Linked DNA regions of Homo sapiens: region 2 is linked to region 1. Evidence: chromatin contacts called from ENCODE Hi-C or POLR2A ChIA-PET data. All regions are on one chromosome and are shown on one strand. Each heading gives the region's core, a stretch centred on a gene start or an enhancer-like site at or near the end of the contact. The rest is flanking DNA. Distances are from core to core; before and after follow the strand shown. Region 1 has its middle 35 kb from the start of SMIM23. Region 2 has its middle 140 kb from the start of SMIM23.

Region 1 (3,229 bases), core at 367-2,866:
GGAGCCCAGCATTCATAGAAGGTCACCCTTGCTCATGAAACCTACCCTTTCCCAAAAGACACGGAAGTCCTGCTGAGAACAGTTCTTCTTAAAGGGCCAGCTGCCTCCAGTCCAGTCCTCTAAGGCCAAGGCCTTCTCTCATGTGATGCTCAGGGAAGGGGCAGTGACATCTTCTCTAGCTCCTCATTCCTCCCCCAGCCATTAACAACCTGACTAGAAACCCTCCCCCAGGCTCTGGTCCACAAGAAGCCAAATTGAACTAATGTCAGATGGTAGCAACAGCATAGCCAGAGCCCCAGCTTTCTGCTGGAAAGATGTGAGGCTGCTCCAGCCAGGGCAGTGACCCATCAAGCCTCTGCTCATTCTCCCTGCCTTGGAGGGCAGCAGCCATGGGGGCTGGTTCTCAGAGATGCTGAGGGACAAATATCAGACAGGGCTGGAGAGGGTGGGGATGACCAGAGAAGGAGGCCTGAGTTCAGAGTATTGGCTTTCGTCCCCGCAGCCACTTGACCCCAGCTACTCCTTGTCCCAGTGCCCTGTCTTTGCTCTTGAAACAGCAGTCTGCACAGTGGTCTGAACCAGAAACCAGAAGCCACCCTCAGCTCCTCCCTCTTCCACAAACCTAATACCCAAACACCTCTCAGACCCATCACTGCCCTCCCTTGCCTCTGCCATCACCCCAGCCCAGACCAACCCCACAGACCCCACGAGGCTCTGGCCTGAGCCGCCTCCTAACCTTCTCTGCCTTAGTCCCTGTGACTCCCCTTCCGGTGCCCAGACCTCCGGCCAAGCAGCTGACCTCAGTGGTCTCTAGTTTTGCCATCTCTAAATGATCATCTCCATGGTCCCAGAATGGTGGGCAATTTTTCCTGTGGTCCTAGCAGAATGCTCCTGTACAGGAAAGCGCTGAGATTTCTCTCTATTCACCTTAAGGTCTTAATTCCCAGACTGAGGCAATTTTACCAACCCAGGAGACATTTGGCAATGTCTGGAGAGTTTTTTTGGTTGTCACAACTTAGAGAAGCATGCTGCTGGCATCTAGTGCATAGAGAGCAAGAATGTTGTTAAAAATCCCACAACCCCTGCCAGTGAAGCATTATCCCACCCCAAATGCCAGCAGTTGAGAAACCTCACATAAAGGTGAAACTGTTCAACTCACTTCCTGGTGGCCCCTCCTAGGCCTCCCAGAGACCGCCACAAAGGTTTGCCCACCAGCACTCCCATCATCCCCTCTCTCGGGCCCTGAGTGTTCCGCCTGGGCCATCACCCATGACTTTCAGGCCTGGGCATCCCCTCCAGGCAGGGAACATGGATGTCCCAGCCCCCAGCCTCACCGCCACTAGAGGTCCTCCTAGCAGGGCCTGTGCCACCTTGGCAGCCCTCCCAGCAGATCCTGGGAGACACGAGACCCAGTGACTCTGACCATTCAGAGACTGGTCCTTCTCCAAAGAGACTGGAGAGGCAAGCGCCTTCGCTGGTGCCAAGAAGAAGGGCCAGGCAAGGGCCTCTCCCTGGGAGTCACTCTGCTTTGGGCAAAAAAATACGCTAAACAAGAACAAAGCCTGAGTCATTCCTTCTGTCTCCTAGGGCCCAGTGTCACACTCACTGCCAGGAGGGTTAGCCAAGGTTGGGGCTGCAGATGGCTGGGGTTAAATGCAGGAAGCTGGGACAATGCTGGCTGGAGCCACCTCCTAACCTTCCCTGCCCTACCCCCTCTGGTTCCCCTTCAGGCGCCCAGCCCTCCAGCCAAGTGGCTGACCCCTGGTTCTGCCTTCCTGCCTCCAGGCCTTTGCTCACAGCAGGCCCTTCCACTGGAAGGCGTGACCCCTGCTAATTCTACACATGCGGATCCTACCTATTAGGTGCCGCCAAGGAAGGCCCCTGAGTCCCCTCCACTAAGAGATAACATAGCATTTTGAAGGCATACGTTCCCCTTGGTTTCTAGTTACGACTGTTCATACATCACCCTTCCTAATGGACGATGACATTCCCAAGGGCAGGAGATGTCCCATTACTCTCTTAGCCATTGATGCCTAGTACAGGGCTGGGCCCACAGGAGATGGACAACTAGTAGAATAAATATGCCACCTCAGCCATGATCCCTCCTTCCTCTTAGCTTTCTCGTGAGCTCTTCCCTCTGCCTGGAACACCATTCCCACCACCCACCACCATGGTCCGTCTCCCCTTACTGGCTTAAGAGAGTCGCTTCCCTGAAGAGGCCTCCCCAGTTCCCTGGCCCAGGTAAGTGCCCTGCAATATGAACCAATAACAGCTGTGCATCTTTTTTTTCTTTTTTTCGTAGCTTTTGACACATTGCAATTAGGCACTCACCTAACCACCTTCTACTTAGGGAGTTTCCCTGCATTAAGAAACTCTCTCTAGTCTCTCCCTCTGGGTAACGTGAAACTGATGCCCAGAGCAGGCTGAGCACTCATGCCTGCCGAGCCTCAGTGCTCTTCATACTGGGCCCCCTTCCCAACCACATTCCCCTTCCCTTCGTCTTTTCTGGCAGAGCACATATCCCTATAAAGAGGCTGAAAATGCCAGTCACCTGCTTTCCCAGCCTCCCTCGCAGCTGGAACACAGACGTGTGACCAATCCTGGCCAATGAGACCAGAGGAGGAGCAGCTGGGGGCTTCTGGGAAAAGTTTCCTTTCCCTCTTTTTTGTTGGGTGAAATTGTGTCCACTTGTAACAACTGCTAGATGTGGAAGCCATTTTGCACCATGAGCGGAGACACTCCTAATTCTCAGAAGATCGCAGAAAGAAGTCTATGGAAAATACCTGTGACCTTGAGGAGGCTGCTGAGCTACTGCAGCATCTCAAGGGCTTCTCCGTCTCTAGACATCTTCCTACATAAAATAATAAATGTCCTATTGGGTTAAGCTGGTGTTTTTCACACTGTGGGTTGCACTCCATTAATGAGACATGAGATTATATTAGTGGGTCATGATTAGCATTTCTAATAGAATTAAAATAGGAAAGAATAGACAAAAATATTAGGTAGCATCACATAAAGTAAAGGTAAGTGCTGCTTGTGAAAATTTGCTTCAGTTTATACTCTTGCATATGTGCTAAGGGACAATTTAAAATGCGTTTTTTTACTATGCACTGAGAGTTTTTTGAAAGCAAAGCTTAAAACTTGTTTCAGTTAAAGATTCTGTTCCTTGCAGACAAATGCATTATGTCCCATAGAGGTATCCTTCAGCAACCCCAAAAACTTCCACTCT
Region 2 (3,229 bases), core at 322-2,821, 110 kb before region 1:
GGGGATTCTTGGCCTGGGCTCAGGGCGGATTGGTGGAGAAAATGTCGCATTCAATTAAGGCTGATTGGCCCTGACAGTTGTCTGGGTGAAGTTTATAAGGTACATCTAATCTGGATGCATCTGGTCATAAAAATGCAAAACAAGCCATTCCCACCCAAGTTCTAACTCCAGATGTGGGCTGATTCTCAGTGATTGACACCATATTTTTTGCAGCTGTCCTACATTTCAAATCTTTTTCTATTTAAAATATATTCATCATAATTATGGAATGCAATAAACAAACTTCAGCCTGATGACAAGCTTTAAATATAAGAAAGTTTCAGCTTAAAATAAATGCCGTGATTTCTCAGCCCAGGACGGAGACAGCACCAACAAGCATTCTCCAAAGGAGCCTTGACCTTGTCACCATGAACCAGAAACAGTTATTTTCTCTCCAGTATTGACTGATATTTGGAGCGGGGACAGAGGGAGAAAAATAAAAAAGCTATTTATATCAGATAGAAAAATGTGCACAACCATCGGAAAGCCACGCTTGCAACACAAAGAAAAAGAAATAGATTCAACTTAATCATGTTTTGAAGGCCTCTGGTGGTGCAGGTTCTTCCCAGGGCAGGGTAGACTAGAGGTTATGCACATAGACTTTGGGGCCAGGTTGCCTGCTTTCAAATCCCAGCTTCCACACTCCACACACTGGTACCTTGAGCATTGTTTTGTCACTTAACTATTCTGTGCCTCGGCTTCCTCGTCTGTAAAATGGAAGATGATAATACCACTTATTTCATCGTGGAACTGTAAGAGCTAAATGAGTTACTGTAAATAAAGGGTGTATAACAATGCCTGGCACATAAATGCTCAAGATGTGTTAGCTATGATGGTAATCCATATCAGCTGACCCCTTTCCATGGATCCTCCAAGGGGGAGAGTGAGGTTTCCAGAGATTAGATGACTCGCACAAGTTTCATCCAACCCCTGGCAGAGCTGACATCCAAACCCTGATCATTTGACTTCGCTATAAAACATGCCTGCGGGTGCTCAGTCTTGCTCATGTTTGCATTTTTTTTGCCTCAATTTAAAGTTTTTTAAAGAAAGTTTTCCTGGTGGCTGCTCTATCAGTGGCTTTTTATGCATTCAAATAGTGTCCTATGAAATCTTGGACAAAAGAGCATCCTTATGTTTCTTCTGCTGCTCCTGGGGCTCATCTTTTATTTTTAATGCTATTTAAATGAGTCTGTAATTGAGATAGTCAAATAAACAGGCTATTAGGTTAATTATAGAGAGCTCAGCCTACATCCAAGCTGCTGGGTTTCCTATCCTCTTGTGGACCTCAGCCATGACCTAATGATTCTACCATTAACAGCAAGTACAGCTTAGTTCCTCGAGAAAAATGAGAACTACCCAGAGTTCATGTCAACAATCTGCTCCTCTTTAAAATGAAGCCATAAGTCACAAGCCCTCTGAGTTCCCAGAGAAGTGTCTGGAGCTAAATTTGTATCCTGACTGTGATAATTGTTCTCCTATTAGGCTGATGAGAGAATTAGCAGAGCCAAGTCCTCTGGGGCTGTGCCCACAGCTCGGGCCAAGCTGAAAATGACTCTGTGAGTTTTATTTGTGAGATGTGTAAAAGGCTTGTCCATCACTGGGCCCGTGGACATGGGTTCAATATCAAAATAGCATGAGCCGCCTTTCCCAACAGACAGACTCCAGTCCTGGCAGGCCCTCTGAATACAGCAGGAACAAAAAATTCCTGCCGGAAAAGGTGTAGCTGGGTGTTAGTTCTCTCTACAGCCCTGTGGATGGCTCCACTGATATCTGTGGCCCGTGCCTGACCTGCTGCACTCCTGTTTGAGAGAGGTAGTGTGGAAGGGTGGCAAGAGCGTGTCCTTTGGAGACAGACCCAGGCTCAAATGGGTGGACTGGGGTCAGCAGCCCCAGGTATTGGTCTCAGAGATTGGTCTGTGAAAGGGGAGAATGGGAGTAAATAGTCTCTGACTTGCAGGATCGTCATGAAGATTGGAAGAGATTATGTGGGGAGAGGACCAGGCTTGAAGCCAGTGCTCAATAAACAGAGGCTGAGGTTTTGATTCTCTGGGGTCAATGAGGCACTTAACATGGTTGTCTGGGATTGGAAAGATTGTTTCTCCTTCTGTAGCCAGAATGGCAAATAGATTGTATCTCCCAGTTCGATATGAATCAATTGGAGATGCCTGCTTAAAGTGCAGTGAATGATTTGTAATACCTGCCATGGACTAGGGTGGGTGATAAGAGAATGCACCCCATGTGTTTCTATCTCCCTTCTAGAATGTAAGCTCCAAAGGCAGGGACTGGGTCTGAACAACAATCCATTAACTTTGTACAGGCTCCAAAGCATTTTTGCATCAATTATCTCATTACTCTCCCCCAAAATCCTCAGACATGGTATGCTGTGGTCCCACATCCCCTGGAATTGCAAATATTCTGTCCTCCAAAAGGGCCTGGAGTTTAAAAACTATAGCTAATGTAATAGGCAAGGAAAACCTTATTCACCCTAATCTACAGATGAGGAAATTGAGTCTCAGAGGGAGAAATAAACTGCCCAGAATCATACACTCAGTTGACAGAAGAACTAGAACTCAATTTAGATAATTTATTTATTTATCTACTCAACAAACATTCCTTCATTGCCTACTATGATCAAATTCTGGACTCAACACTCATGTTGCCCTTGAAGTTGCCTACAGTCTAGTGGGGGATATTGATGTGTAAACAATGAAATTACAAAACTGTGTGTGAGAGTGCAAACAGTCAGGGAAGAGGGAACATTTCAACTAAGTTTTGAAGGCATGAGATCCAGAAGAGCTCAGTTATGGAACTTGGTCTTTATCCTGAGGGCAAAAGGGAGCCATGGAGGGTTCTAGGCAGTGAGTGACCTAATTACTGTAGTGTTTTGGACAAACCACCAAAGGGCAGTGTGGAGAATGGACAGGAAGGGGAGGACTTGGAACAAGGAGGCCAGAGAGGAGTTTTGTGGTCCAGGTGAGGGGTACTGAGGCCTGAGCAGGTGCAGGAGTACATGGGGTGGGTAGGAGGTCATGGGTAGGACATGAAAACTCCCCAGACCCCAGAAGGTCTCCCTTCTGTGAGCAGGAATCAGAAAGGACTCAGCAGAAGTCTGCCCCAGGCTTGGAGGAGAAGACCAGGCCAGAAAACAAGGCCAGGAAAGGCAGGGCAAAGGGTTTTTTAGCAGGTAAGT

The links. Hi-C counts contacts between places; a loop is a spot of excess contacts on that map. ChIA-PET counts read pairs that join two places held with the same protein, here RNA polymerase II (POLR2A). Pooled maps may share reads with other maps.
Region 2: a map of heart right ventricle shows a loop between it and region 1 (2.2-fold over the local background). The contact joins two enhancer-like sites. A Hi-C loop is called at or near these places in 6 of 168 maps with a recorded cell type or tissue (cardiac septum, heart left ventricle, heart right ventricle and 2 more) and 5 of 50 pooled maps. POLR2A ChIA-PET finds 5 or more read pairs at or near these places in 1 of 52 experiments (H1).

Annotation. Positions count from the first base shown.
Region 1 is chr5:171,749,039-171,752,267 of GRCh38, forward strand. No RefSeq gene overlaps it. Among named protein-coding and RNA genes, the nearest start is that of SMIM23, 35 kb to the right of the region's middle. RefSeq lists an enhancer at 1,539-2,038. Within about 2 kb of position 1,617, at least 3 of the 41 ENCODE cell types and tissues checked have a DNase peak (open chromatin) inside an H3K27ac peak, as active enhancers do; they include heart right ventricle, where a contact is called at or near this core.
Region 2 is chr5:171,639,205-171,642,433 of GRCh38, forward strand. No RefSeq gene overlaps it. Among named protein-coding and RNA genes, the nearest start is that of SMIM23, 140 kb to the right of the region's middle. Within about 2 kb of position 1,572, at least 3 of the 41 ENCODE cell types and tissues checked have a DNase peak (open chromatin) inside an H3K27ac peak, as active enhancers do; they include heart right ventricle, where a contact is called at or near this core.